Linked DNA regions of Mus musculus: all the other regions are linked to region 1. A link is a loop called in an ENCODE intact Hi-C map of the cell type or tissue named here. Cell type or tissue: left cerebral cortex. All regions are shown on one strand. Links, peaks and the distances in the headings refer to the core of each region. The heading gives the core; the rest is flanking DNA.

Evidence for each region. Hi-C counts contacts between places; a loop is a spot of excess contacts. Peaks named below come from ENCODE experiments on the same cell type or tissue, not always from the same donor. Only the 100,000 strongest peaks of a DNase experiment are listed, where the experiment ranks them.
Region 2: it touches region 1 in a loop (2.5-fold over the local background); 2 of 42 quality-filtered maps call a loop at or near these places.
Region 3: it touches region 1 in a loop (5-fold over the local background); 2 of 42 quality-filtered maps call a loop at or near these places.

The regions. Positions count from the first base shown.
Region 1 is chr4:119,755,179-119,765,497 of GRCm38, reverse strand. It overlaps a transcript of Hivep3 not described here. Among named protein-coding and RNA genes, the nearest start is that of Gm35957, 36 kb to the right of the region's middle. In left cerebral cortex, for the core only: a CTCF peak has its summit at 4,547 (motif pointing left); DNase peaks (open chromatin) are centred at 3,115, 3,518 and 5,705; H3K27ac peaks cover 2,980 bases.
Region 2 is chr4:119,897,386-119,907,704 of GRCm38, reverse strand. All of the region lies in intron 1 of Hivep3 (human immunodeficiency virus type I enhancer binding protein 3), which reads right to left. Among named protein-coding and RNA genes, the nearest start is that of Hivep3, 88 kb to the right of the region's middle. In left cerebral cortex, for the core only: CTCF peaks have their summits at 3,183 and 4,182 (motif pointing left); DNase peaks (open chromatin) are centred at 3,163, 4,180, 5,419 and 5,989; H3K27ac peaks cover 2,625 bases.
Region 3 is chr4:119,874,751-119,885,069 of GRCm38, reverse strand. The region is part of intron 1 of Hivep3 (human immunodeficiency virus type I enhancer binding protein 3); the gene reads right to left. Among named protein-coding and RNA genes, the nearest start is that of Hivep3, 65 kb to the right of the region's middle. In left cerebral cortex, for the core only: no CTCF peak of the experiment used is centred there; DNase peaks (open chromatin) are centred at 4,600, 5,174, 5,977, 8,178 and 4 more places; H3K27ac peaks cover 3,851 bases.

The DNA of each region.
Region 1 (10,319 bases), core at 1,142-9,141:
CATTCAGCTGTTAGCACATGGATGAAAGAATCACTGGATGAGTGCCACTCCCCACCCCCACCCCTAACCCCAACCCCAATACCATGCATGTTCCCTGTGTGGTTTAAGTTGAGGAAATGTTTCTTCTGTTGAAACCAGGCATTATTAGTAAACACCAATTGAGGGAGCCCGACATGGCTAAATTGCAGGCTTCTTTGGAAACAGGCCTGAATGGAACGTATTAACATCAATTGTATTTTTCATGGTTAAGCTGTTAAATATCAAACTGTGCTAAACGCTAGCTCTCTACACAGTGGCTAAATCCAACTACCTGTTATATCAGCTGAGTAAATCGTCAGACTTGGGGGAGTCAGCAGTGTAATGGATGTGTTTATAAAATATCCTGAGGTATCCTGGCTTAACATCAAGAAGCAAAACACCCCTTAGAGTGTTAAAAGGCTTCTATTAAAAAGAAGGATTGACAAAGGGGTGAACATTAGATTAATTTTTAAAAGGAAAGCCAAAATACTGTGGAAAAGAACATAACCCACTGTAGGTTTCAAGTGAGTAGTCATATTCTGTCTTTCTCATTTGTTTATTCAAACATTTTTGCCCTACCATTGGACCATTATTTAGAAGACTGGACACTTAGTTTAGCCCAGTTTAACTGATAGTTGGCTTTTGTTCTCTTTCTTCTTTGACTTTGAGTATTTGGAATGTTTTGTTAAATTGAAGAAAACAAGCAAAACCGTCATAACTTTTGCAAAGTTTTACATAAAAAGAATCTGTACTGAGAACTTCAGGATGGGGCTGATATCTGTCTGTGTGTGTGAGGCTGTATTGTGCAAATGTGGGTATGTACACATGTCTATGTGTTTCAGGGGTTACATGTGTATACACATGTGAAAACAAGGTTTTGTACACACAAAACCTTTGTGTGTTTAGATGTGCATATGCACATGTGGGTGTATATGGAGAGGCCAGAGGTTAATGCTAAATGTCTTTGTCAGTCCCTCTCCAATCTGTCCTTTGAGACAGGGTCTCATTGAACCTAGAACTTGCCCACTTGATTAAACTGGTGGCCAGTAAGTTACAGTCTCTTTGTCTCTATTTCCTCAGTACTGAGATTACACACACGACCATGTTTGGCCTTTTAGTACTGGAATTACACACACACACACACACACACACACACACACACACACACACTGCCACGCTCAGCTTTGTAGTACAGTACTGGGATTACACACGTGTACACACACACACACACACACACACACACACTGCCACACTCAGCTTTGCGTACTGGGATTACACACACTGTGGTGTCCCTCCTTTCCTGGTGGTGCTAAGTATCTGAATTTAGATCCTCACGTTTGTGTGACAAGGGCTTTGCCTACAGAGCCATCTCCTCCCCGCTGCAGGTGTCTTATATGGCATGTCTGTAATGCCCCACACAGACACGGCCTAAGAGGACACCCTGAGAGGACATTGCTTGAATAGCACTGGCTGTTATTACTGACTGATAAAAATCAGATCACAGATTCCTGTTTGAGTTCTGACTACTTGCAATAATGAGAACTAATGAAGCATTCATTACCAGGCAGTTTCTTCCGTATGACAAGATTACTGGAGGTGAAGTCAGCTGTCCTTGCCACTTCCTTCATGCCATGCTCCACTCTTACTCTGAGCCCTTCTGAATATCAGGTAATAATTTTCCCTCTCTAAATATTTTTCTAATGGTAAGAGCAATATGTGCTCATTACAGGAATATTATAAAATATAAAGCAATTAAATAAAAGGATGAAAATCCTCCAGAAGAATTCATTTAAATCCTCTTCCTGAATAAACTCTCATTCTTATTTCTTAAGCCAGAAGACATTAGAATTGGAGCAGTAATAAAAGTAAAGCCGTAAGTTTCTTGAGTGACATCTCGGTGGTTCTCTGAGAAGCATCTTCTCACCAGCCCCACCCCCAGGATCCCAACAATGTCCGCACCTCAACCAGCATACACTCAGGGCCTCAACGCCAGGATAACTCTGGGTGACAAGTGAGCCTCAGGAATAACTAATATGACAGTGGAAAGCCAAATGAGTAGAAAATAAAATGGTATGTGAGCCCAGTAAGTGGAGAGAAGGCATCTATATCTGATCAGAGGTGCTATGGGCACATCCGAGTAGATGAGGACTCCAACGGTGGCAGCATCTCAGAGGCAGGAAACCTAGAGGGAAGGAAGGCACCGACCAGCTTCAGAAGAGCCTCGGCAGCCCATCCTAAAGTCAGCAGGAGAGTCAAACCAGGGCTGGCAGACAGCTGGCAGTAAAGGACGTGAGTTCAATCTCCATAGCCCATGGTCTTTGGTTTGGTTTTTTTGGTTCGGTTTGCTTGCTTGCTTGTTTATTTTAAGGGGAAAAAGGGCAGCGTATAGTAGCATGAACTTACACTAATTTCAGATCTGTGAGGTGGATCCATGGACCTCAGTGGACAGCCACTTTACCCTAATCAGCAAGTCAGGCCAATGAGAGACCCTGCCTCAAAAAAGCAAAGTGGTCAGTGCTCCTGGGGAATGACATCTGAGACTGACCGCTGGTCTCCATTTGCACCTGCACGCACGCGCGCACACACACACACACACACACACACACACACACGATGTGTACCAAGTGGATTGTCCTCAATCTTTTCATATAAGGCCATATCGAAAGTTCTAGAAAATCAAACGTATAAAACATTTCTAGACCCCGCTCCTCAGGACTGTTTAGCCATGGTTGATCTTGGTATTCAAATTATATGCATATGTTCTGTCTCTTTTTCTTGTTCTCCTTGCTTATCTCTACTTCTCTTTGTACACTAACTTCATTCTTTAGCTATAGAGAGACTGCATACATGGCAGGCTTTGACAGTTCAACACTCTCATAGCTTACTAAAATGTGTCTAGTAGAAGAACCACAGATGTCTCTGAACCTCAGTCTGGGAAAACACTGCATCCACAAACGAGTCTAGGTGACAAGGAGGATGTGATGCTGGGGTAGCCCACATTAGACCTCATGTCCCCTTATGAGGGCAGGATGAAGTAAAAACCACTTTAATGACCACCCCACCAGGATCACATGAGGTAGAGAGGCAGCATCTCAAAATAAGAGGAGGATGGGAGAGTGACTTTGACTCACACCATCTGTTCCATCGCTCCCCAGTTCCTCTCAGATAGCTCCTTCCATTTCATCAATGGGGATGCATCATGAAGTCTCCCCAGCCAATCTCCAGGCAGGTAGGTGGCAGCTCTCCTGTGGTTCACAATGCTGAGAAATATACAAAAATATGTTCAAGCCAACCTTAAAGACCCCCTAACAGTCAAAGATGTCCCCCACCCATTTATAAGGCAAACCCCACTGAAATATTCTGAACAGAGCAGAGGTGCCAACTACTGCCAAGCCTCAGCCCCAAGTATGAAAGTCACCTGGTTGAGCCTGTGTCTTACATTAGCATATTTGAAATCTGGTCATTTAAAATTAGATTCTAAGTGGAACGAGCATCCATATGGCACCAAAGATGTGCCAGGCCTTGTCCCTAAGTGTGTTCCCTGTAGTAACACTAACAGGACCTATTACTGTTTCCATTTGTGGCAAGAAAGCCAGGGCACAGAGGAGACACACGCACACCGAGCCAGACTTGAGCTCTAGAGCCTGCATGGCCAACCTCAAGGCTAGACTCAGTGTCTTGGCTCAGGATGGATCATAAAGATGGCGAGCCAGGGAACTGAAAACAAGTGACACTCTGGACCAGAGTGATATGCAGCAGAATAAACAAACAGATGCAAGAACATAATCAAGACGCTGAACTGTCAGCTCAGCAGCACACGCTTGTCAGCGTAGCCCCAACACTGTCTAGGGAGGGTGCGAGCAGTCTGGTTTCACAGAACCAGGTTAAAGACACTTCACGCTCTACTGTTATGAAAATGTCTTTTCTCCTGAAGCTGACATGTGACACAGAGGGCAGCCTAGCTTCTAGGGAACATTTCTCTGCAAGGTCTCACTATTGTGTCTGCACTTTTCTTAGTAGAGTCTTTATTTGTTCTTTGATAATCTCATACAAAATGTTTTAATCATATCCACCTCCCATTCTGCTCTCTCCTTCCCCTCCCACTCCCTCTGGATCTTTTCCTCTTCCCAGCACATCCCTCTCCTACCTTCATGTCTTTTTTTTCTGCTTAATTAGGGTTGCTTGCACATACATGGGCGAGCATAGGGTTATTCGTCAGGTCATGGGCAACTGACACAGCTACATCATTGAAGAAAAATGAATCCTTCTCCCCCAACAACCGCTCTCTGCCAGTAGCTCCTCAGCTAGGGGCAGGACCTCATCGGTCCCTCCCAGCCCATGCTGGAATGCTGACTGGCTAGCTCTGGCACAGGTGACCACGGTCTCTATGAGTTCACCAGTTGCAGTGGCTCTGTCAGAGCCAGAAGACAGCACTCAGAGCACTCGTCCCATCCTCCAGCTCTGACATGACATGCCTCCTGCTCCCTCTTCTGGCTGTTCTCTTGAGCTTTGGGGTGAAGGGAGATGGTAAAGATGACATAGGATGATAAAGGTGAGCACTCCGCACCCCCTTACCTTTGGCACTCTGACAGTGGTGAGTCTGCATTAGCCCTGCCCAGGCCCTTCATTAGCGCTGAGGCTTCATGGCCACCGGCTCTTAGGAGAGTCCTAACAGCTAAAGGGCTAAATTGATAGGCAGGTGTCTTCATTAAGGTTTCTACTGCTGTAAGAAACACCATGACCAAAGAGCAACTTGGGGAGGAAAAGGTCTGTGGCTTCTTTCAACTCACAGGTCACCCTCAGGCCACTGGGGGAAGTCGAGCCAGAAACTTTCAGGCAGTAACTGAAGCAGCCGCTGCAGAGGACCACTGTTTACTGGCTTGCCCCTCATGGCTTGTTCAGCCTGCATTCTCATACACCTCAGGACCACCTGCTAAGGGATGGCACCACCCACAGTGTGCTAGCTCACACGCCAAGCACTCATTTTTACAATGGACCACAGCCTTGCCCACAGGCCAACCTTATGGAGGCATTCTCTCAGTTGAAGGTCCCTCTCCTCAGACAAATGTTGCTTGTGACAGGTTCACACGTAGTTACGGAGCACCTACTATGTGTCTGACCCTGAGGACACAGCACTGACAAGAGATGTGTGACCATGCCTCCACACACAGCATCTTTCCCCTAGCCTTGACTGACTTCACACTGCAGCCGAGGTTGACCAATGTTTACCATCTGTTACTACCATAGCTGATGTACAAGCAGACATACTTGTTTGGCAAAATACTGAGATAATTTTTGACCACTTGGTAAATAGCCAATGCCTACCTAAATCCTTCAGGTGTCCCACCCTGCCCTGGGCCTAGCCCAAGATTCCGCCAGATACCTCATGATCTGTCATCAAGCAGAGAGATAAGCCAAGCCCAGCAGGAGCACATGGTCTCCCTCTGCTATGCCTGGTGAGCACCACCTCCCTGTTCTTAAGTACTTAAAGTAGCCAAAAGGCAGAAAGTATCTGTTCTCTTTAAACAAGTTTAAACTCATATTTTCTCTGGTCTACTGCCAATTCTCTTTTAAAAACAGTAGGTCTTTATTTTAATTTAAAAAAAAGAAAAGCATCAGGCACACAATGTGACAGTCAGCAACCGTCTGAGCCCAGCTCAATAACACAGAAGACATCACACCAAGACAGGACCAGATGCCTTCCAACTCCATCTGCCACCCACTCCAGTTCTCAAAAGGCACCTTCAAGTAGTCCATGAGCTGAGGGAACTGGAAGAAATTCCCCCAGACCTCACAGAGGCCCGTAGCAGTGGGGAAGAACATCGGTCATGGTGTCTCACCCATATATGCCCAGGGGAGATCCCTGTGCCTGCCCAGGTGATAGGAAAGACAGACTGGCCCTGAAGGACAACTATGAAAGCAGCCTCAGTGGGAGAGGACCCCTGTCTTCACACTGCCCCCAACCCCAACTAAAGCTCTATACCACTCAAGATGCTTTTAAACTACAGATACCTGGATGCATATATAAGGAACTGAGTTCAGATCTCCAGCCCCCCATTATTTTTAAGGTTTTAAAGTCAGGCATAACTGTAGGCTTCTTAGGATCTCAGCACTAGAGAGGCAAAGATAGGAGAATCCCTGGGGCTCACTGATCTGGCCATAGAAAGCTCTAAACAGTAAGAGGCCCAATCTCAAAAAAAAGGTTGAGAGCAATCGAAGAAGACACCCATCACTGGCCTCCAGCCTCTACATGCATGTACACATATATACACACAGGCCTCCTGGTGTTGCTACACATGCATATGCAAATAAAAAACAAATGCAAGCCCTGCCTACTTCTTTCAGCTAATCCATTGTCTTGGCGACTCCAGATCCATGAACCATCTTGTGGAATAGTCAGAGGAACCCCTGGAGTTCTACTCTAGAACCCCTCAAGTCTGAAACCCAGAAGGGAACAGCACAGATTTCTCCTCCCACCCTATCTACATGCTCAAGCAGCAGACTGATCAGTGAGAGGTGCCTCTGGAACATGCAGGGCTCTGATTCTCCACATGTGTCTCCAAGACACTCAGTCAGCTCCCGATCTGAGGGCTCCGGTTTTAATGGCATCATATTGCCCTTTCTTCTAGATATTTCTGGAAGTAAGAGTCTGCTAGTATTTTTACATGTCAGTGAGTGAAGTGGAAATGAAGACTTCAAAGCTGATTTCTAGTAAGTAAGATGATTCTTCCATTAGGAAGCTAGGCAAGGAGAGTAATGAGTTGGGGGATAGAGCCTAGGGTATCCAAATGGATGACTTCCAAAAATAATATCATGCAAGAGGAAAACCCCATAATACAATTGAACTTTTGTCATTTTCTGAGCAACGGGGTTCTTCATCCACATGAATTCTTAGCCAGTCAAGCCAGTGGAGGTGACATTGGTGAATTGATAAAATATCCTTGGGAGGAGAGGCCTTTGAGGATACCATCCTGGTATATAAATTTGGAAGTCCTGCCCCTTCCATATGGCTGTCAGACTGGCAAGGAATCAGGCCAGAGAGAGAAAAATCTCCAAAAGACTCATTGCAGAGAAGAATCACAGCTTTCATGTGGCTGACATGGAACTCAAGGTACAGGCAGGTAAAGTGTCAAATTCAATGGTCACATGTCTTTTGAAAAGGAAAAAAAAAAAAAAGGTCATGAGTGCAGTTAGGGGAGAGCTCATACATGCCTCAGGGAGACAGACGCTCCAGGTGTTTAGTTAAATGAAGCAGCTGTTAACTGTATAAGATTTTCTTTGTCTCAAATATCTTGCTACCAATAAAAGAACAAATCCATATAACAATCTCAGCTTCAGTATTAAGTCTACAAGGGGTGAGAAGACATGCCCCATTATTCTCCACACTGCAAGGTTAGGCAAGGAAGTACAGCCTCACCAACACCTTCCCCAGCCACAGAACAAACTCCAAGCAAGTCCTACAATGGGCTCCCTGTGTGACCCAGGAGGGAAACAAAGCAAGGAAGCAAATCTGAGAGCCAAGGAAGGAATCAGGAACACTCCAGTTCAAAACAAGAGGAGCCCATGTCATCCACCCTGGGTCCTCAAAGCATTGAAATGGCCTATTTCTGCTCATTTGGTATGGGATTGGGGTGGGGGGAGGGTTATTGAGTAGTAAGCACAGTGAAAGAGTAGAGGGGAGGGGAGGGGAGGGGAGGGGAGGGGAGGGGAGGGGAGGGGAGGGGAGGGAAGGGAAGGGAAGGGAAGGGAAGGGAAGAGAAGAGAAGAGAAGAGAAGAGAAGAGAAGAGAAGAGAAGAGAAGAGAAGAGAAGAGAAGAGAAGAGAAGAGAGAACTTCTAAAGCCTGACTGATTACTGTGCCAGTTTACTCTAAAAGCCCATCCCCTTTAGTGACCATGCCACAAAGGAGTGTGCTAGCCCTTCACCAGGCTCAGACATCATGGCTCCTTTCAACTGCATATTTAGAAGAATTCCTTTTTTTTTTTCTTAAGAATTATTTATTTATTTTGTGTTTATGAGTACACTATAGATGTCCTCAAACACACCAGAAGAGGGCATTGGATCCCATTATAGATGGTTGTGAGCAACCATGTGGTTACTGGGAATTGAACTCAGGACCTCTGGAGCAGTCAGTGCTCTCAACCACTGAGCCATCTCTACAGCCCAGAAGAATTCTTTTTTATTTTGGTATTTAATAGTACATGTTAGAGTGTTTTGGGTGCATGTGTGTCCATGCTTAATGTCTGCAAGAGCTGAAAAAGGGTGTCATATCCTATGAGCAGTCATGTGAATGCTGGAAATCAAAACCAGGTAGTCTGGAAACACATGTTCTAAACCCTTTGAGCCATTTCTCCAGCCCCTTTGTTGGGTGCAATTCAGGAGATAAAGGGCACGTGTGGGGTGTGCTGTGCTGTGCTGTGCTACCCTGTGCTGTGGCGTGGCTTGGTTTGGGAAATTGCACCCAGGCACTTCATCTGACAAGCTGAATGGGGAAAATGGCAGCTTCAGTGAGCTTGAGCAGAAGCAACTGTAGCATTGAAGATCTATCTGTTAAGGCCATTTGTGAACATTCGAGGATAATACTGACTTCTGTCAACTCTGGAACATCACCCTAGTTTCAGGACAGAGCTCCCTGTGGAGGAAAGTTCTATCAAGAAGGCGCCATCTTCCTGTTGGACTCTTTTAATAAGAGGCCAGGGTCAAGGATAAAGGGAGGAGGCAACCATGCAGCAGGCTGTGAACTCAGTGGAAATGAGCAACATGCCACACACTGGAATGCACAGCACCTGTTCTCCTTGAAAACACTGTCAAAGCTGGTAGTAGTAATCCTAGCCCATAATCCCAGCACTCAGGAATCTGGGAGGAGAAGAAGCTAGGGGTAGGGCAAGAGAGGGAGAGAGGCAGAGAGACTTTTGATTGTTACTAATTGCTTTCCAAATCTGCTCCAGAGTAGCTATTTGGGACTTCTTTTCATTGTCCTACTGGGTAATTTCTGACTGAAGAATATCATTCAGTAACTGCTGTTTTCTGGAAAGGTTACATATAAATAAATGTCCCACATCTGTTTGAGATGCTTTAGTCTCTTATCATTAATTGGCTTGTGCAGCAGACATGACTAGATGCCAGAATATCTAGTCTCACCCCATACTTCTCACAAAAGGATGGTTTTTAGGCAGGTCTCCCTCATTTTGTATGTCCACAAGAGGATGGGGTTTTGATGGTTATCTATAGCTATTACCCCATATTTGTTTAAGAATAAACATGTGCCAAATTTTTGATTAAGAAAACATATATACATACATACATACACACACACACACACACACACCTCTCCATAAGACTTCTGAATAGCAAGTATTCCCATCATCATAAGACTGTTGTTTCTAGTATCTTGCTACCAGAGGGAGCTACTTTTTGTGCAAAGTTAGAAATTTGAAGATGATACCACAGAACGATGCAAGAATCATGAATCCTGATGACTACCTATCAGTATTAAGGTAGTGAATTTACCAACACTGATGATTTTCAAATCTCAATTTCATATGATATAATATAATACAACTAGTCCCTTCTTGCTTGAGCCACTTCAAGACTTATGTTCTTTATAGCTAAAAGAATTCTAGCTAATACAGTTGGGTATAAAATTGTTTATATCCTTTCCTTTAAATCTTTGGAAGCATCCTTTCATTGTTACAATTATAATACTGCAGTTGATAGATAACTGCATTCAACATATTCTATTCTCTATTTTCTAAGAATGAATTCTCTTGCTAACAGATTTTATGTTTAGCTTTTTTTTCAAAACTACTGAAATTCATGAGAATATGTTTGACTTGGATTTCATTTTTCTGCTTTTCAATTGTTATCTTTCCTTAGTTCAACAAGAGTGTATTGCATTTTTTGCCTTCTTTATACCTGTTATGCAGACAATAGACCTGTCAAACTATATCTTTTATACTTAGCATAATATTAAGCTATTTTTCTCATTTTACTTAATGTGTATGGATTTGCCTGTATGAATATTTGGGTACACATGTGTGCAGTGCTGGCTGAAGCCAGAAAGGGTATCAGTTGTGAGTTATCATGTGAGTGCTTAGAACTGAACCAGGTCATTTGGAAAAGCAGCTAGTGTTCTTAAGTGCTGAGTCATTCCTCTAGCCCTGCACTTAGTACATTGTTATGCTAGGTTCTGAAAGACTAAATTTTATCTTCTTGTTCACACATTAGAAATTTAGTAGTGTCTTTTATGTTACTTTATTTATTTATTTATTTATTTATTTATTTATTTTCTTTATATACACT
Region 2 (10,319 bases), core at 698-8,697, 140 kb before region 1:
GGACTTTTGGTATAGCATTGGAAATGTAAATGAGCTAAATACCTAATAAAAAATGGAAAAAAAAAGAAAGTAAAATCAGAGTGACCTAAACCCAGCCCTGCAATGACCCAGTTGTTGGTCTGTTAAGGCCAGAGAGTAGGGACCATACCCTGCACGTATGGATACACTGGATGCAGCGAGGATTCGTGACCCAGGCAGGACAGAATGGAATGGCGAGAGATTTCACCAAGCTTCTCAGAACAGCATGCCATTTAAAATGAGTAAATTGTTTACTTCTAGAATTTTCCACCTAAAATTTCAGATTACAGTTGAACCAGGGGTAACTGAAACTAAAACTGGGTGGGGTGGGGGTGGGGAGGATACAACACTGCCCTATGACGTGTTTCCTAATTAAAAGTGGAATGTATCAATCAGAAAGCAGGGCTCCCAGCTTCCTTCTATCAGGCTGCCACAGCGCGGACTCATCCTGAATGACAGGTAAGAGAAAGAGACAGCATGGTTGGCATCCACAGGTAAGGGGGACAGAGGAAGGGACAATGGAGGGAGGGGGATGAAGGTTCCTTCATTGAGACACCATCCCTACAGAACACCACTGAGCCCCTGCTCTCAGGCACAGCAGCAAACAGCGAAGAGCAGAGACCGAAAGAGCCTGGTATCTCACCTGGGGCAAGGTGTGAGCCTCTATAGTCGAGTGTGAGAGGAGCTGATATTTTTAGTTGAAAAATAAACAGGAAAACCAAAGAAGGGCAATGAATCCTATCTGGAGGCGTGGTCTGGAAGGAATTCATGATGTCTGTGACCTGGGTCTGAACAGCGTGTTGGGGGGGACTGGTCAGGAGGTGATGGGGACAGACTGCAGGTGCAAAGGTGCTTGGGTGGGATGGGGAGGCTCCAGCTGCACAAGGCTGAGTAGGAGGGGGTACCCCCAAGGCCTCAGGTGTCTGCTTCACAACTCTACCCAGAATGATAGCTGCTCTAAGATCACAAAGGTCACAACCCTCATGCCAGCACCACACAGTCACAGGGCATTTGCAATGGTTTAGAGCATTTGGTTGACATTACTACTTTGAGTCCTCATGATAAGGATGAGGTGAGACTACTTGTCCTTTGGTATATATTGGAGATTGCCTCCAGGACCCGGAGGAACACAATCCACAGGTACTTCTAATCCCTTTCATAATGGCATAACATTTAAATATATCCACACAAGCCTCTCTGGTCTGTGAAATCATCTCTAGACGACTTCTCTCAAATGCTGAGCGCATGCTCTGTAAATGGCTATTGGACCGTCTCTTTTATGGAAGAAAGGGGGAGGAAAGCAAGTCTGTGCTGGTTCGGTATCAGTGTGACACCTCCACCCCACCTCTAACTATTGTCACCTGTGGTTGATTAGCTCTGACTACAGAATCTTTGGCCAGAGAGGGTCAGCTGAACTCTTGTTATCTTTGTTATATATGTGAAGGTACTAGGCCCAGTGAGAGCAGGCAATCTACTCATGATCCAAACCACAACCAAGGTAGAACTGGGCTTGAACTGTTCTTTCTGGTTACCCAGTGGTCCAGCTCCTCAGTCTCTACCTCACCCAGCTGCAATCACCCCCCCTGACCCTCACCAAACAGGGGTATATGTCTTTCCTAGTGTATCCCCCAAGCTGACCCTTGATGATCCCACCAAACTGACAGACTCTGGATGGGGAGAGAGACCACAGTTGAGTCTGGGCTGGGACCCAACAATTTGTTGACTCAATCAGGCAGATGTGGAAAAGGTGTTGTCATGGTGGCAAGGTTTCTATTCCAGGCGGCCAGGCCATAATTAAATGTCCTGACCCGCACACCTCCAATTACTGCACAAGAGCTGGTTTCCCGGCCAGTTAACTAGCAATTACAGAACCTTCCACCAAAATTCCAAAGCACTTAGTAAAGGTCACTTCTTTTATTTTTTTTCAGATTCGGGGGTAGAAGTGGGATGGGACTGTTGCCCAGATTACAAGTAACATCTATTATTTAAAACAGGTTTCTGCCCATAGCAAACTGGAACTGCAGCCCACAGGCTTCCGTGGTGACTGCTACAAGGACTCCTGTTTGTGGCATATTGCTGTAGGTCAGGTACTGTGTCGGGGGCTTCTGTGGGATACCACTCAGTTTTTACAAAACTGGAGAACTGAGTATTACTGCCTCCATTTTATAAAGGAATACGCATGGTCATAGAGCCACGCCTGGAGGATTTTGAATTTGTACTCGGTCTATTTGCCTCAGAACAATAGGCTCTTCTATTAGCATGAATTAAAGCTAAGACATCTAGTCTGAAGCTCAGAATGAGGCTGATTCTATGCTGTTCAAGGGCTATTGAGAAGTCTTAACATTCTTTGATTCTGGCTAATCCTTGATTGACTGGTGTGAGGGTCTTGTCCAGCCTCTGTAATGATCACCATGTTAGGGCAATGAGTCTTTTCCTTTGATTGTTGAGATAGACTTTTATATTAATAAGAGAGACTTGGGATGGATTAAAGACTCTAAGGCCTAGGAAAAGAAATAACAGGTACCAAAGATACCGTCCATACATTTCTACTTACCCTACAATGTTCCTGCCAAATATTACAAATCAATAGTAATTGGACCAGGTCCTTTCTCGATGCAGGTGTTTCTTCTCATGGACTGAAGTAGACCAGGAGATGCAGGTGCTCCTCCCCCATCCTTCTCACTGGTGCATGGCAACTGTAATTCCTACATGCAAATGTCTGCTGTGTGACTTGACACATGATTATTTCCTAATTTATGGATTTATGTTTTATAAAAACATCAAGTCAAACAGAATTTGAAAGTCTATCTAACCCACTCTTACAAACAGACTAAATGCCACTCTAGTCAGAATTACCCATGGAAATTTAGAGTATAGGGTTAATTATGAGTGCATCCTCCAGGGCTTGTACAGTAGATCCTCAACAAGCTTACAGGAGATGAGCTTGCTGGGGTTGGTGGGGAGGGTGGAAGCGAGAGACTAGGGAGAGGAGGGGCTCGGAGGACAAACCGCCAACATCACCAGCCCACCAGTGTTCACACCTGTCCCAAGCCTATAAATTAGTCTTCAAGTGCCTTGTTCCAGAGGAGAAGTGTCCAAACAATATGCTCATCTGGTGAGGAGGAACTGCAGTGTGCACACCAGATGCATGTGGGTGCATCTCCCTACACCACAGCCAGGCTAACTTATTCCGGCTCCAGTGTTCAGGACCAAAAGCCAGCCACAAGCATTTCACAGCCAGGTCTCACCCTATGCTTCACAGACAGTCTCCCAGCCACCCACAAGAGCTTGATGGATTGAGTAATTGGAGAAATCCACGTAAACCTGAGTCTGAAACAGCAGGAGTGGCTCTTTGCCTCCTGAGCAGGGCCTTTTGATTGCTTATCCCACCAACTAAATCACACAGAATGTAAGCAATGTGCTACCCATTCTGTATAAGAGAGCAAATGTCCACAGCACCTAAGTGTTAGGGCCTACAGCTGATTCCAGGACCCCCCAACTAGAGGTTAACAGACACCAAATGTCTATTCTGGAATCCTTGCTTCCAGGCCACTACCACCCCTTCCTGGAGTCTCCACCTAAGAGGAGAATATTGTCCTTTGCAATCAATGGCCATGTGGGTGGGGACTGGCACTAAGCCAGCCTGCCAGCCCCCAGCAAGAGGCTTAGCCTCATGAAGAACAAGTTGCTTGCCCCAGCTTTCTGTAAACCCATGGAGCTCTCCAGGGTACTGACCCTCATTCTTGTCTTGGGGCAAGACAAGAACAGACTATTCAGAGTCCACCTATATAGTTGTATTCTTTAAAAATGGCTCGCCATTAAACCATTTGTGTCATTTAAGAAGATTCTGTTGTCACTTTTAACCTCCATAGATCTTTCTGAGAGGCCAGCTAGCCTCTGTGGTGTATGGGTCGTGGACTGTCTTAAGAACACCGCTGTAGTTTTTGAAGTTACCAGATCTTCATCTTGGATCCTGCCTGTCCTACACCTTGTCTGTGTCCCCTTCCCAGTCCCTGCCTATCAACTCCAGATGTCCTGAGTGACCCTTTTCAGCCCTTAGAGGGCTCTGTAGCTGGTTATTGATTTGTTTATCTCTCTCCCACTTGCCTGAGTTCCCAAGCTGCTGCAGGGCCTGGCCAACTGGAGCATTGCCAGCCAATCATCTGGACTGTCTTCCTCATGGTGGGGACAGTGGCCCCTGCTGGTCTCCTCTGAAGAACACATATCATTGTAAACTCCAGTATCTGTGCTTGCTTGCTTGCTTTCTTCTCCCTCTCCCTCTCCCTCTCCCTCTCCCTCTCCCTCTCCCTCTCCCTCTCCCTCTCCCTCTCCCTCCCTCTCTTTCCATTTGTTCACTTTGTTTAAGAAAAGAATTGAGCAGTGACTGGGTTATCCTCACTCCCTCACTCTATAACATAACGTAATAACAGTGTATTTTTTAAAAACTCACTTTGCTCTATTTTAAGGACCTCGGATGCATCTGTCTCATTACAGATCACCTCTCTATAAGACTGTGCTGTCATTATCCCACTCTCACAGGTAACAAAGGAGATGCTACACTAAGGGGAATAGAGGGGCGTGCACACAAAGAGGTCTATGACTCACCCTGGCAGTCAGTCCAACATGGCAAACCTATAGTACATATACAGTTCAGGCCCCTCCAGAGATGTTCCCACCCTCATGGTATGCTGTGGAGGTTGGGGAATGGCAAGATGCCAGGAGGAGATAAGAAATAAAAGTTGAGAGGTAAAAATAAAGAAATAAGTGAGTCTTTTGCAGGGGGAGCTAAAAGAAGGTCAAATTCATGCAGTAGAAGCCACTGTACCCACAGAGATGGATCCTTGTCAGACACCTAAGTTAGAGCTAGAAATGCTGCTTAATTTAAGGACAAACATGCAGAGGCCCAGAGAAACCCCTAAGTGCGTACATTATAGAGAAACCCCTAAGTGCGTACATTATAGAGAAACCCCTAAGTGCATACATTATAGAGAAACCCCTAAGTGCATACAATGCCATGGCCATTGGCCATTCTAAAAAGCTGTTTTATGTTAGCATGAAGAACCCCAAGGTCCTATTTCACAGAACAAAGCAAGCCCAGTCACTCAAATGTTTATTGCTTAGAATAAGCAGTTCACACGTCCAGGGGACTGCCCAGTCCCTCCTAGGGGTGGGAGCCAGAGGCACTCCTTCCCTTTGTACCAGTCCTTCGCCCACAAAGGAGCACCAAGGTCAAATTCTGCAAAGACTGAAAATGGGCAGGTGTTTCACAGAAAGCCACAGACTGGAAATCAAGCCAGCGTGAGGCTGTCTGAGGAGACATCTGAATTCCGACTAGCCAGCAGCCTCCTTACGCTCCTCTGTAACAAGTGGATCAAATCTGCATTGTGTTCCCATCTGGTCACCTTATTTTCAGAGTGGTGGTGACAAGTTTGTCCAGGAAAGGAAATTAGCAAGTATCAAGCCCAGACTGATGAGCAGGCTGTGGGGAGGGGACTTCAGATCGGCCATTTGCTTGAGAATCCAGCAGTCTAATAGCTCCCCACTCGCAGAATGAGAACACTCTTCCCTTGGAGACACACTCTGAAGACAGATGAGCACGGCTGTGGCGGCTCTCTGCTCCCCAGATACAGCCTGTGGGAGGATGCAGGGGCTCAGTGGCCCTAGAGTCACTCAGAGTAGAGCGGTTTCCTGGCCCTGGGTGAACTTAATCATGGTCACAAATACGCTGAGGCCTGTGAGAGTCTTGGAGCAGCTGTCTCCCGGCTCTGAGCCAAACCTCTCACTTTAGAGATGAGGACAGGCATTGAGGCTCTGGGTTTTTATGCCTGGTATAAGAAGCTTTGGATTTAGTAATCCAAACCCTAATATAGAACTCTTTCCGCCTGGCCAATATGGGGGACCACTCTTCGTCAAACATGGCTTGTCTTCCTGGTGCCGTGGAAGCATTTCTGGCAAGGCAGCTGGAAAACTGTGACTCATTACCTTCCAGGCCATCTCCACCAGCTGCTCCTCTTCTCAAACACACTGAACAAGACGCAGAGGCACAGAGGAGGCCGAAGAGCCCATGTGCTCTCTCCCAGTCAGCAGCAGGGAGTGAGCTGTTACTTCTCTCCCCAGGAGTCTGGTGAATAGAGGCTGCCGTGGAAACCTCCTCTTGGCTGCCGTCAGTACAACCACCCTTCAGCATCCATAGGAGATTTGTTCCAGGGTTCCTACACCACCACAGGAGAAGTCTCAAGTCCCATATATAACATGGTACAGTACTTGCATATAACCTATGTACCTTTCCACAGTATACTCTAAATAATCTCTAAATTAGTATGCAACACAATATTATGTAGTCACTCACTACATATTACACATGCAACTATATATGTGTGTGCATATATGTGTGTGTGTGTGCATGTGTATGCCTATGTGTGCTTGTATATGTCTATGTGTATGCATATATATGTGTGCATGTATATGTCTATGTGTATGCATATATATGTGTGTATACATATATATGTATATGTATACATACACATATACATATATATGATGTATATGTATATGACCTGGCTAAGGAATAATGACTAGAGAAAAGACATCATATTCAATCCAGATACCTCACAATAGTTTTAAAAATATTTTAGATCTGCAGATGGTTGAAACAATAGATAGAGAACCTAAAGGTGTAGACAGCAAAAGATATGTTTTTAAAAATCAAAGCAGACACTGAAACTTATAGAGGAGAAAGTAGGGAAAAGCCTCGAAGATATGGGTACAGGGGAAAAGTTCCTGAATAGAACAGCAATGGCTTGTGCAGAAAGATCAAGAATCGATAAATGGGACCTCATAAAGTTGCAAAGCTTCTGCAAGGCAAAAGACACCGTCAATAAGACAAAAAGACCACCAACAGATTGGGAAAGGATCTTTACCTATCCTAAATCAGATAGGGGACTAATATCCAATATATATAAAGAACTCAAGAAGGTGGGCTCCAGAAAATCAAATAACCCCATTAAAAAATGGGGCTCAGAGCTGAACAAAGAATTCTCACCTGAGGAATACCGAATGGCAGAGAAGCACCTGAAAAAATGTTCAACATCCTTAATCATCAGGGAAATGCAAATCAAAACAACCCCGAGATTCCACCTCAGACCAGTCAGAATGGCTAAGATCAAAAATTCAGGTGACAGCAGATGCTGGCGAGGATGTGGAGAAAGAGGAACACTCCTCCATTGTTGGTGAGATTGCAAGCTTGTACAACCACTCTGGAAATCAGTCTGGCGGTTCCTCAGAAAATTGGACATAGTACTACCAGAGGATCCCGCAATACCTCTCCTGGGCATATATCTAGAAGATGTCCCAACTGGTAAGAAGGACACATGCTCTACTGTGTTCATAGCAGCCTCATTTATAATAGCCAGAAGCTGAAGAGAACCCAGATGCCCCTCAACAGAGGAATGGATACAAAAAATGTGGTACATTTACACAATGGAGTACTACTCAGCTATTAAAAAGAATGAATTTATGAAATTCCTAGGCAAATGGATGGACCTGGAGGGCATCATCCTGAGTGAGGTAACCCAATCACAAAGGAACTCACACAATATGTACTCACTGATAAGTGGATATTAGCCCAGAAACTTAGGATACCCAAGATATAAGATACAATTTGCTAAACGCTTGAAACTCAAGAAGAACAAAGACCAAAGTGTGGACACTTGGCCCCTTCTTAGAATTGGGAACAAAACATGGAAGGAGTTACAGAGACAATGTTTGGAGCTGTGATGAAAGGATAGACCATCTAGAGACTGCCATATCCGGGGACCCATCCCATAATCAGCTTCTAAACGCTGACACCATTGCACACACTAGCAAGATTTTGCTGAAAGGACCCAGATAGAGCTCTCTCTTGTGAGACTATGCCGGGGCCTAGCAAACACAGAAGTGGATGCTCACAGTCAGCTATTGGATGGATCACAGGGCCCCCAATGGAGGAGCTAGAGAAAGTACCCAAGGAGCTAAAGGGATCTGCAACCCTATAGGTGGAACAACATTATGAACTAACCAGTACCCCTGAGTTCTTGTCTCTAGCTGCATATGCATCAAAAGATGGCCTAGTTGGCCATCACTAGAAAGAGAGGCCCATTGGACTTGCAAACTTTATATGCCCCAGTACAGGGGAACACCAGGGCCAAAAATTGGGAATGGGTGGGTAGGGGAGTGGTGGGGGGGAGGGTATGGGGGATTTTTGGGATAGCATTGGAAATGAGGAAAATACCTAATAAAAATAAAAAAAACAAGTTATAATAAAGCAAAACAAACAAACAGAAAAAAAATCAAAGCAGAAGCCTTCCTCTCACAGGGTTAGTGGTCTCTGATGAGCATGAGAGACCATTAAAATGGCATTAAGTGGAGAGCCCCAGACACACTCTCTAATCCACAACATGAAGCATTTCCTTCTGGACTCCAGGCCCCAGCCCCAGGTCTGAACACCAGGTCTGTATGAACAGCTTGGGGTCCTGCATTAAGGACCCATGAGCAAGTGATAGTGCTGCCTACAGACCCAGTGTGGGGTCATGCGGTAAAGGCAATAGTTTCCCCCACCTTGGTGGCCTGGGCTTTGTCACCTAGGGCTCCAGTGACCTCCTGCAGCTATCCACAGCTACCCAAGTCTGGAGTTCTCTAAAATGTCTGTCCAACAATGCCACACCCAGTGTGTTCCCCAGGGGAAAATATTTTATTTCTGGACATTCTGGAGTTCTTGACCTTGCACACTAATTCTGCTGCCTGGGGGAAGTCCCCAGAAGACACTAAATAATGAGAGCCAGGAAGACTGGCTCCTTTTTTTGATCATGGATGAAATTCAAGCCTCAATATGTCATGCCTGTGAGTCTTTGGAAAGCCAACTACAGAGGCCAAGAAGAGAGAGCACCCCTTAGCCAGCACTCAGCACACACCAGGCCATCAGGAGCTCACACCATCAAGCTCACATGCAGAACTTCAAGAGAACCCAGTTATGTGAGGATAATCCCTGCCCCTGGCCCACCTTCAACTCATAGATCACACCTAACATCTCAAGGGACATTCAGGACCACCATGGTGGTTAGTGTGTTCCCATTTCACAGATGAGGAAAGGCAAGCTCAAGAATGTTGAGGGCCTGGAGTCACACAGCTGAGCTGAGATACCCAAAACTAGAACTTGGTGTCAGCTCTCGCTTTCCCAAGGCCAGCTCCTCCCACCAGAATTCATCTGGGAAGCTTACAGGACCTGGGTGAATTGGTTTTCCAGACTCTATTTCTAGTGAAATCTTGCCCTGCAATGTATTAGCTTCTGTTCCCCATGCCTCTCACAGCATGCTAATCTTATAATTATTATTCATGTATCACTATTTGTACTGAAGGGTCATAGGAAAATTTTATTATGCATTAATATTTCCATCCCATGAACATTTGTGGGAGCAAAGAAGTTAGTTCCCACTCTCAATGGAGAGATATTCCTTTTTAAAAGCATTGCTTTCCATAAATCCATTCTTGCTTTTTTTTTCTCTCAAAAACATTTGTTGCCTACTGCATTCAGAACACTGTTCTAGGGTTTGGGGACATGGTAGTGAGTAGGACAAAGTTCTCTGCTAGGACAAAATTTAGCTGTAGCAGAGGACATGGACAATAAACAGAAGAGAGAAATAGCTAAGATGGTTCTAGAGAAGAAACGATGTGGGACAATAAGGGAGGATTTGGGGGCAGGGGTAGCAAGAGTGACAACTGAGCTGATACCTGGTACCTGCCAGCTGCCATATAAAAGAACATTCCAGGCAGAAGAAACAAGTGTGGGTACATCTCTTGGTGGGTAAGGGTGTGGGCATGGCCAGCACTATGAAGACTCAGTGTTTTCTAAGGTGAGCACAGGAAGTTAGATGGGGCAGAATGTGCACCAGGCCTAGAAGGGAACAGGAGGGACTTACATCACACATTCAAGGCTGAGAACGAAAATGGCTTTTAGTTTTAGCCACTGAAACCCCCACACTAAGGATGTGGTCAGCCTGTGGGTTTCTGGAGTGGGTTCTCTAAGAACTAGGGAATGAGTCAGGGTGGCTTTAGAGGCAGGGCCAGGACCAGGGAGGGGAAAGATGCAGACCATCATTGATCACAGGTCAGGCAGAGTCCTTCAACACTTGAGACTCCCAATGCTCTCAGGGAGATCAGCTGCATGCACACATACATGCAGGTGATGAGGAGAACCGTTGGTGCCAACACTGGGCAGAGTCTTAGACGGCATCCACGCAGCAGCTGCAGACACAGCTCCCCAGCTG
Region 3 (10,319 bases), core at 982-8,981, 120 kb before region 1:
AGCATTTAAATATCTCCAATATTTAATCCCCAACAGCCATCTAATTGAACTTAAGGCCCACCCAAAATGAGGGAATCTCTGCCTAGTATTGTAAACCAAGTCAACTATCCATAACTGGTGAAGTTGTGAACCCTAGAAGAGAACCAAACTACCACTAGTTTCCCAACCAGTATAATTGTTGACTGCATGCTAAATACTTATGCTCATATGTTTGGACCTACTGATATGGGTAGTCCTCATTCCTCATCAAAGAGCCTCATTTTGTAGCAGACAGAGACCATCACAGAAGTCCACAGCTAGTCAATATGCACAGAACAACTGTCCATTTACTGATAATTTACAAACCCCTACAGGAAGAGCTCAAGGAACTTCAAGTTTAAATATGCTTGGCTCAGGCAGGGCATGGCACTATTTGGAGGTGTGGCCTTGTTGAAGGAAGTGTGTCACTGTGGGTGTGGGCTTTAAGACCCTCATCCTAGCTGCCAGGAGGTCAGTCTTCTCCTAGCAGCCTTCAGATGAAGATGTAGAACTCAACTCCTCCTGCAGCACTCCTGCCTGGATGCTGCTGTGCTCCTGCCTTGATGATATTGGACTGAACCACTGAATCTGTAAGCCAGTCCCAACTGAATGTTGTTCTTATAAGAGTTGCCTTGGTCGTAGTGTCTGATTTTAGCAGTAAAACCCTAGCTAAGACAATCATAGAAGAGGATAGTGTGGGGCACCATAAGAGCCAGAGGACCGATGTCTGCTGTGAGATAGTGAGGTGGTATATTCTATAGAAGACAGGGAGCTGTACCACACTATCTCAACAATGTGGTTACCTAAACCTGCACAGTGACAGTACCAGTTGACATGTCAACATGGATGGGTGGAATCTCACAAAGTCTGACCCCTAGATAAAGAGCAATAGGCAATCAACAGCTAACAAGAAAAGGAGATTCAGTCTTCCCCAGAGAAGAGCCCCTGATAAGTTGTTCAACTCTAGTTGTCCAGCCATAAACATACATACATGTGATCAACACTCAATAGATTCAGCAGGCCGTATTTATATTTATATGTGTGCACATATACATATTTGTATTAATTTTTTATCTTTTGGTTGTCCAAGGCAGGGTTTCTCTGTGTAGCCCTGGCTGTCCTAGAACTCACTCTATAGACCAGGCTGGTTTTGAACTCACAGATATCTGCCTGCCACTCCTTCCCGAGTACTGGGATAAAAGGCATGCACCACCACCTCTGGGCAATACATATTTATATTTATTTAGCAGTAATAATTGAAGAAGAAGTATGAATTTGAGAAGGATCAGGAAGGCACAGGAGGAGTTGGAGAGGGAGAAGGGACTGAAATTGACATAAATACAGTACTCATGTATAGAATTATAAACAAAAAATGTAATTAAAACTCATCGTCTTTCATTCTCAAAGTAGTACAAAGAATGATAGTACCCATCTTGTAGAGAAACAAAGAAGCCTGGGCAAATTAATTCACATATGGTTTTTAGAACAGTGGCTCGATTAATATTAGCTATTATTATAACATTATTACTGTTGCTGCCGCAGTCATTATTGGAGAATTGGAGACAATTTCTCTCCTCCTTTTCTTCTTCCTTCTCCTACATGCTAGCCAAATGGGCATAGTGAACTCTATGGCCTCTGCCCATCAGGCAAGGGTGGACACATTCAGGTTCAGAACTTCCACTAACCTCCTGGATTTGAAGCCTGAAGAGTGCCAATCACAGAAGGGACTTGGTGCAGTTTACTGACTGGAATTTCTACATGGAAATACTTGATTGTCTCTGTCTACTATGCCTCCCCATGTCCCCCATTAAAGGCCTGCAACCGCCAACATGTGAGATTTGCCTAATTCATTTCTGCCTATGTTTTGGAAATCAGCAAATGTCCACAGTTTTGTGACCAATAGAGTTTTAGATGAGACAAGCAAAATTAAGACAAAGACATTCTTAACTTCCTCAGGAAGAGAGTCCTGACAGCACTGTCTTGGGGCCCTGGTGAGGGCTATGGGGGAAGTATGTGTACTCAAAGACCCCCCCTCTTCTCCCAGCACCCAGTGTGGGAGTGAGGCCAGTTGAAAGCTCAGCTTCAGCCTCCCCGCCCCCACCCCCAGGAGCCGCCTGTGCCGTGAGAAGCTGCATTAACACGGAGACCGCATGCCTCTCTAAGAGCAGAGGACACAGCAATTGATCCCTGGATGAAGACAAAGATCCCTTTGCCTCTGGTGACTTTTACCAGCATACATTCTTTCTCTCTTTACAGGACAGGACGTGTGAAGGAGGCCTGACAGCTTTTATGGTGTCTTGTTGACCCTGGAGTTCATGGTTTTTCCATAGAAGTTTCTCAAACTCCGACTGAACTATGAAATGTCATCTGTCAGCCCACACTGTTACCTATTGTGAAATATTCTGGAAAGCCAAGATAGAGTAACAGGAGAAATTACGGAATGCTGGAGCTGTCCAAGTTCCTAATGGTCATTATACTCAGCCACCTCATTCTGCAGATTAGGAAACAGGAGCTCAGCGGGATCACCCAGCTGGCTAATGGTAGAAACAGCTGGATGGGAGGGGGACCTGTATGGATTTGCTTTCTGTTCCTGTGATAAGCACCATGACCTAAAAGCAACTTGGAGAGGGAAGGGTTATTTGGCTCATGCACTTTCTCACAGTCCATCATTGGGGTGGGGGTGGGGGTGGGGGGAGGGTGTGGGGGGGGATGTCAGAGCAGGAACACAAGCAGAAGTGAAGTGAAGAAGCGAAGGCCTGCTGCTTACTGGCTTGCTCTCCATGACTAACTCCATCTGCCTTTTCTATATCGCTTTTCTATAACCCAGGACCACCTGCCCAGGGATGACACCACCTACAGTGGGCTGGATCCTCCCACAGCAGTCATTAATCAAGAAAGTGCCCCCACAGACATGCAGGCAGGCCAGTCTAATTCCTCAGTTGAGGTTCCCTCTTCCCATGAGCCCCTTGTTTGTGTCAGTTTGACAAAAGTCCATCTAGCACAGGTTCACACTCAGCTCCCAGCTCCCTGCTGTGGGTGTGTGTGCAGATTCCCATTTAGTCATTCCAAAATATTGAAGAGCTTGCATTGCGGGGTGCTTGGAGCCAGGGCTGCAGTGATCTACAGTGCGGCTTGGGAGTTTACATCCTGGTGGGTGCAGGAAAAGGACAGTGTCTCTCTCCCTCTCTCTCAGACCTGGATGTACTGTGCCCAGATTCTAGTGCTCACTTAAAGGTTGGGGAGCCTACTGTAAGAGGTGGGTCACTACTGTAGGAGGTATGGAAGCAGATCAATAGGGGTACATCTTTGAAGGCTACAGGTGCACCCCTTATATTGCCCCCCCCCCATTCTCCGGGCTTCCACCATCACTTACAGAAGGAGCCATTCCACCTGGCCTCCTCCATGAAAAAAAACCAATCCAAAGAAATCTTTGTTCCCTTTAAGTTGTTTCTGTGGAACATTTGGCCAAAATGATGTAAATGGAACATAAATGGCTGTTGCCTTTTGAGGATCCACCTACAAGTCTCAGCCAGTCCGTAAAACAAAGACGCCAACCCAACAAAACACCATCCCAGATGGAATTGGAAGCAGGAGCATCATCCAACCCCGGGGGGGGGGGGAGGGAGTGGGGGAACAGTGTCTGCTCACAGCAACTTACAGCTAACGCAAAACTGAAACCAGCTTTTCTCAAGAAGGATTTTGGGGGACCCAGGAATGGATCCTTAGCAATCTGCTTATAACTACATCTTATCTAATCACTTGCTGCATGACATCATCAAGTTTTTCTACCTCTCTGAACCTCCATTTCTTGGTGTCCACAGGGGTGCCACAGTTAGCCTGTGGTTTCTTCACCATGAGCTTCAGGGTCCACAGAGGGCAAAGTGGAGCCCATGACAAAACCTTTGACCTCTTTTTCTCAAGGTCCCGATCCAGAACAGTCTCCTCTTATTACTGGTTCTGTGTAGCAAAGCACATGGGAATGTTCTTAGAAGGTGCTCACCACACACACCCGTCCTCAGCACACATGGGACTCCGCAGCACAGACTGCATTCAGTTTAAGCATCATGTCCATCAAGAACCCTCTGTCCCGGCAGACGACAGTGGGTCACTTATGTGCTCCCATGGCAACTCCTGGGTAAGTTTCCCATAGGAAAATCCCAGAGGCTGGCACTAAGGAACCCAGTGCCTGGGCGTGAGCATGCTGGACGTGTGAACACTCAGAGTGGATGTGACCTATCCACAGCCCTGACTTAGCAGGTACCACCTGGGGCAGAACCCGGGGCAATACATGGCTAACTCGTTTCCTAGATCCCATGAAGGGTTCCATCTACCTTGCTCAGCTTCATAAATGCCCAGTGCCTAGCCTAGGTGCTCTCTGTCTGTCTGTCTGTCTGTCTCTGTCTCTCCCCCCTCTCAGAATTTTATATATGAATATATATCGATCAAGTCCACCGTCCACTCCCTCTCCAACTCCTCCCAGAGCCCATTTAGTATACCATATACTTGAGTTATAGCAAACTGCTTCTGTCTTGGATGCCTGCCCCACTCGATCATGCCAGAAGGTGCTGTGGCGGGCAGGGGTGGATAATCAACAATCATATTTAGCTGTGAGCCCTGTGAGCTACAGTAACAAGCAGCCCACTGGTGAGATGATGACATGAGTGTTTGGGGAGCAACCAACTGCTTTCAGATTGGATTTAAGACTTGCTCCATAAGATGGGATTCGTGCTTGGTGCTGTGAATAGGGCCGAGAATCCACGCTGGGAAGTCATTGGGCTCCTGTGGACAACTTACTGCCTTTGTTCAGCTAAATGGACACAATATTAAGCTACACCCTAAATACTTCTCCTTATGCCCATAAGTTAGTGCAGCTCTGAACCCTCCCTCATCAGAGAGGCTTTCTCTTTGTAGTAGGTGGCAATTCCTTACAGAGACTCGCAGCCATTCAAAATGCAGAGAGTATGAGGCTGTGGAGCATTCAGCCCTCAGTGGGAAATCTGCTTCATATCCCTCCCCCAGCAGGATCATTACAGTAAAAGGGGTAGAATGACTGTAAATCAACTTAATCTAAATTTGATGTAAACCCCGGTGTTTCAGTCACAGCGGCCACATCCCCAGAGGTACCAGTACAGGAGGCTTCTATCACCACAGAAAGTCCAGCGTGAAGCCCTTGGCAAGCTGCCTGGGGCCTCTGTTTTCATCTGTGCATCAGCTGCCACAGTTCACAGGTTTTTACACTTGTTTCCAGTGAGCCTGGACCAGATTGGAAGATGCCCTAGCACCACACCCACCCAGAACCCCGGACTGTGACCTTATTTGAAAACAGGGGCTTCGCAGATATAATTAAGTTAAGGTGACCCTGGAGAGGGGTTATTCCCAGTCCAATATGACAAAGCCCTTGTGATCAAGGAGAAGCCACACATACAGATACATATACAAAGAAAACCTGTGACCAAAGAGACAGTGATGTGTCTATAAGCTCAGGACCAGGAAGGATGAACAGCAGCCACCAGAAGCTACCAAGAGGCCTAGGAGGAAACTTCTCTAGAGCCTTTGAAAGGATCGTGGCCCCACTCATGCCCCGATTTCAGATCCCTAGCTTCTGACGACATGATAAAATAAACTGTTCTTTCAAGTGACCTCTCCTTCTAACAGTTAGTTGCAGTAGTTTCAGGGCTGTGCCCTAGGATCCTGACATTTCCCTACAACTTTCCCTTGAAGTCATCCTCATCCTGGGATATGAATATGCTTCAGATATCAACCTCCAGGCAGTGGAACCCACAGTAGCCAATGGGACTCTGGCTGCACTGCTCAGTGACGGGGTGGAACAGCTGACCCTGGAGGGAACCAGGCATGCTGAGCTGACAGTGCTCTCCAAGGAGGAGCCAGACAAGCCAAAGAGCCTGTGAAGCCTCACACTTTCTATCCTTTCCCTGCTGAGGCAGAGTCAACGGCTCCCAGTGAGGCAAGCCCCACGCTTCCCTGGCAGTGTGACACAGTGGAGGCTAGGAGCTGAGTTTATTAGGTTGCTAGATCAAGGGCTGGCAGGATGCTGGGAGGAATGCCCACCTACTTACTAGTGGCAGTGTTGGCACAGCTTACAGATGTGACCGGATCTATGCTGGACAGTGGAACCAGCCCTTGTTGCCACCTACAAACTACCACTTCCAGTGCCCACACAGCATACCTGTGCACAGCAGCCTTTGGATGAAGGCTGTAGCACAATCTTCTTGAGGTGCCTTATTCCTAAAACACACCCAGGATTCTCCCTCTCAAACGCCTTCCTACCCAACTCCTCCAGGATCCCACCACAACCTCAGACAGAGAACAAAAATCTGGGGATTCTAAGGTTTATTGAATGGTTTCTTAAGGAAGCAGCAGGCAGGGTTTCCCACATGTAAACCAGGCAAAGCCCCAGGTTGAACAGCCTTCCCCAGCTTGGTGATCTCTTCACACAGAGCTGAACCATCCTGTGCTGCTGTCTGAATATGAAATGTCTCCCATACATTTGTGTGTCTGAATACCTGGTCCCCAGCTGCTGGTACTGACAGATGGTTGTAAGCCACTAGGGTTGGGCCTTGGGGTCTGATAGTCAGGCTCTGCTTCCTGTCTGTCCTCTGCTTCCTTCCTGCAGACGCAATGTAACCAGTTGTCTTACCCTCCCCATGCCAACCCTTCCCTGCCTTGATGGGCGGTATCCTCTCAGACTGGGAGTCAAATAAACCCTTTCTCCCTGAAGTTGTTTCCTGTCAGATACTTGGCCACAGCAATAATAACACACACGTCCCGCCCACTGTCACTGCCTCACCTCTGGCCGAGTTTATATTCTACAAAGTTTATCAGAATATCTCACCCCCCTTTATTTTGATGGGTTTTGAGGCAGGGTTTCTTTGTGTCGCCCAAACTGGCCTTAAACATGCCATCCTCTTTCATTAGTTGCCCAAGTGCTAGATTATCGATTGTGAGCCACACTACCTGGGGGCTCGTGTCATTTTGAAAAGGGAAAGTAGACAGGCGCTGCTCTTCCTAAAGCGAGGAGAAAGCAGGCTCACTGGAGTTGCCTTTCTTCACATTCCTTACAAGCTGCATGAACACGTCACCCATTCTGAGCCTTGATTCCCCCACAGGAAAACAAAGGGCCTGGTGGGAATGTTCATTTAGGACCCAATGAGTTCAGTATAAAGTGGCCGAGAAGTTGATACATCCTACTGTCCTTGTGTTAGTTGCTAACGACACTGAACCAAGTTCCTGGTATACACTCAATTAACAAGAAATTGTGTTGTCATTTCTAAAGTAATACCAAGCAAAGCCAGACGCCTAGCGTCATAAAAGTCAGAATCCTTGTGGTACAGGCCTGTAATCCCAGCCACACTAGAAGCTAACACAGGAGGGTTGCAAGTTCGAGGCCAGCTTGAGCCACAAACTGAGTTCAAAGCCAATGTGAGAAATTTTAGGGAAAGCCTACTTCAAGATCAAGAAAATAAAGAGAAGACTTGGAGCATGGCTCAGGGGTAAAACATATGCCTGGCATGAGTGAGGCCCAGGTTTCAATCCTGGGTATCACAAAACACTACCACCAACATGTGTTATAATGGAGGCAACCTTGTAACCACCCTCCCTGCTTACATCTCTCAGGTAAGGGGACCCAGGCAAAACTATCTGTATTCCCACAAGGTATCCACAGTGTAGGTTGGCTCACCCATTATTCCCTGCTGTGCCATTACAGCCCCCTAAAGTCTCCTTGCTCCATTGCTATGGGAGGGCAGAACACTGTCATGCTGCCCCTCCCCCTTCAGGGAGTCATGGTAGGGAAGCCCCAAGGGCCAGCACTCTCCCAAACCTCAGACTCACTGAGATTGTGGAAGGAGCCCAACCTTGTCCATCCTCCTGCCCAAGACAAACGAAGAGAAGAGAAGATCCCTGACCCGATCCTGGCATATTCAGATGCCCTTTCATTTGCTTTTGAGGCTTTCTGGTCGGGTGGCAATATCAGCCCTTCGTTCCTTGGTAGAGTTTCAGGACGGCCCTAAGACCAGCTGACTTGTCATCTGCCACTACACCCAAGTGCCTGGCACAGATCCGTAGTGAGATCAGACTCAGTCTCTGTAGCTTTCCAGAATGGGGCTTCAGTGGAGGGCTGTGCTTTTGTTTCAAATAAAGGATTTTTTTTTCTTTGCACTCAAAAGCATTCACCCTGGAAAGTGCTGCTGTAGGGACAGAAGGCAGGAGCCAGTCTCCACGTCCCTCCTGAGCATGTCAGCATCCTCCATGTGAAACTCTAAGAGGGGTGGCACAGCCACAGCAAGTCCCCGAACTTTACAGCATATGTGCCTCTCCAGCATGGATCCACTCCATAGCACATTGTTAAAGTGATAAGTAGTGATAGACTTGCCATGAATATTCCAGATAAAATCTCTCTCCACAACAGTTGATGTAGACAAAGGGCATCACAGGAAATGGAAGAGGGAATGAAAGAGCCTGTGTGTGTGTGTGTGTGTGTGTGTGTGTGTGTGTGTGTGTGTGTGTGTGTGTGTGTGTGTGAAACCATTCATCAGACATTGATTTCAATAAATGAAGCATCCAGAATGTCTGTGGCAAGTGCAGGGTGCTTGCATTTCCTTCTTAAACCTCATGAAGCCCAGTCCTGGTCCCATAAACCCCAGTGATAATAGACAGGTCCAATTCTGGAAGCTGCCCCTTCTGTTGCTCTGTGAATAACACTTAAGGATGCTTAAAGATGGAAGGTCAAGAGAACAGAGCCATGGAGAGCCAGATTAGCAACAAGCAAGCTCCCTTACTCCCTGAAAGAAAATGGGAAAAGGCTTCTGTATGGGTCAGCATTTCTCCCAGCAAAAAATGTTAGCAAAGGCTGCCCACGACCCCTTCTGCACTCCCAGGGATCAAGAGCAGGAGCCGAAGACCCCAACATCCAAGCAGGAAGGAGAAAAAGATGAATAGAAATTTTAAAAGGCTAGAAAGGAGAGAAAAGCCAACACAGCCACTTCATCCACAGATGAAGAGTGAGCCACAAGCCCAAGAACACAGAGTAGGCCAGCACCCAAGGACATCAAGAAGAGGAAAGCCATGAGCTGTGTGCCTCTATGTCCCCTCTGTTTGCAGGTGTTTGGACTTGCTTGAGGTGGGATCTTCTGCTGTAAGGGTATTGCTGAGTCCTTCCTGATGGGAGGGGACATGGCACATGCAGCAGGCATGCCTCACACAGAGTACCCTGCAGGCAGAGCTCTGTCCTCCCCACCCCTCCCAGTGCTATCACATAGCTGGTACCACTTCCTGCCCAAACTGCTCCTGCTCACAGGGCTTGAAGGCCACAGTGCTAGAGACAGCCCTAATGCCAACTCAATATGCATTTCCCAATCTTCAAATGGAGAAGCCGAGAACCAGAGAGACTGTTGCATCCTATATATAAGACTTGGAAGCAGGTAACGGGGTGGCTTCCCCATTGGGACCCACAAGTCTCAAGCTTGCCTGCCTCCCAGAAAAGAGGGTCCTCTTTCTTTGATTGTTTGGACTAAACTACCACCCAAAATGCAGAATCATTTTGGAGAGGCTAAGATACAGCATCAGGATTGAAATTTAGAGAAAGGAAAAACTAACAGCCAGCATGGGCCATCCTAGTACTGTAGGTGGACCCACCATAGGACGACCTTGGCTCCTGGGAGGACCAGCCATGGAGGGGAGTCACTAGAACAGCCTGGGCAGAGGGATGCAGGGACCTCCAGGCCTCAAAAAGCAAGGCCCTTGCACTGCTCCTTCCTGTGGTGCCACAGGCTCAGCCTCTTGCCTCCAAGTCTATGCTCTTGTGCCTCCTCAGTGAGGCCTTTCCCAACCACATGGAGGGAAACTGCCTCGATTCTCCTGCCTCTTGTACCATGCTTGGCTTTTCCCTGCAGCACCTACTGCTTAGACTTTCTATCATTCACTTACTGTTTATTTTATCATCTATCACCTTCTGTTTTCTGATAACCTCGAACAGACATGGAGTTTGGGTTCACTCCTGTGTTCCCCAGGTGTGTTAGCTAGTACCTGATACATAAATGCTCAATAAATACCAGTTGGGTAAATGAATGAAAGATAGGCCTTCCCTCCACTCTTTCAATAATACCTACCTATTCACCTACACACACACTCACACACACCCACACAGGCACAAACATGCACATGTATAGTCACATACTCACATTCTAGAATACACATATGGACATGTATAGTCACACATACTCTCACAAACACATGCACATACACTCACAGGCACACACATGCATGTACCAACATATATCCAT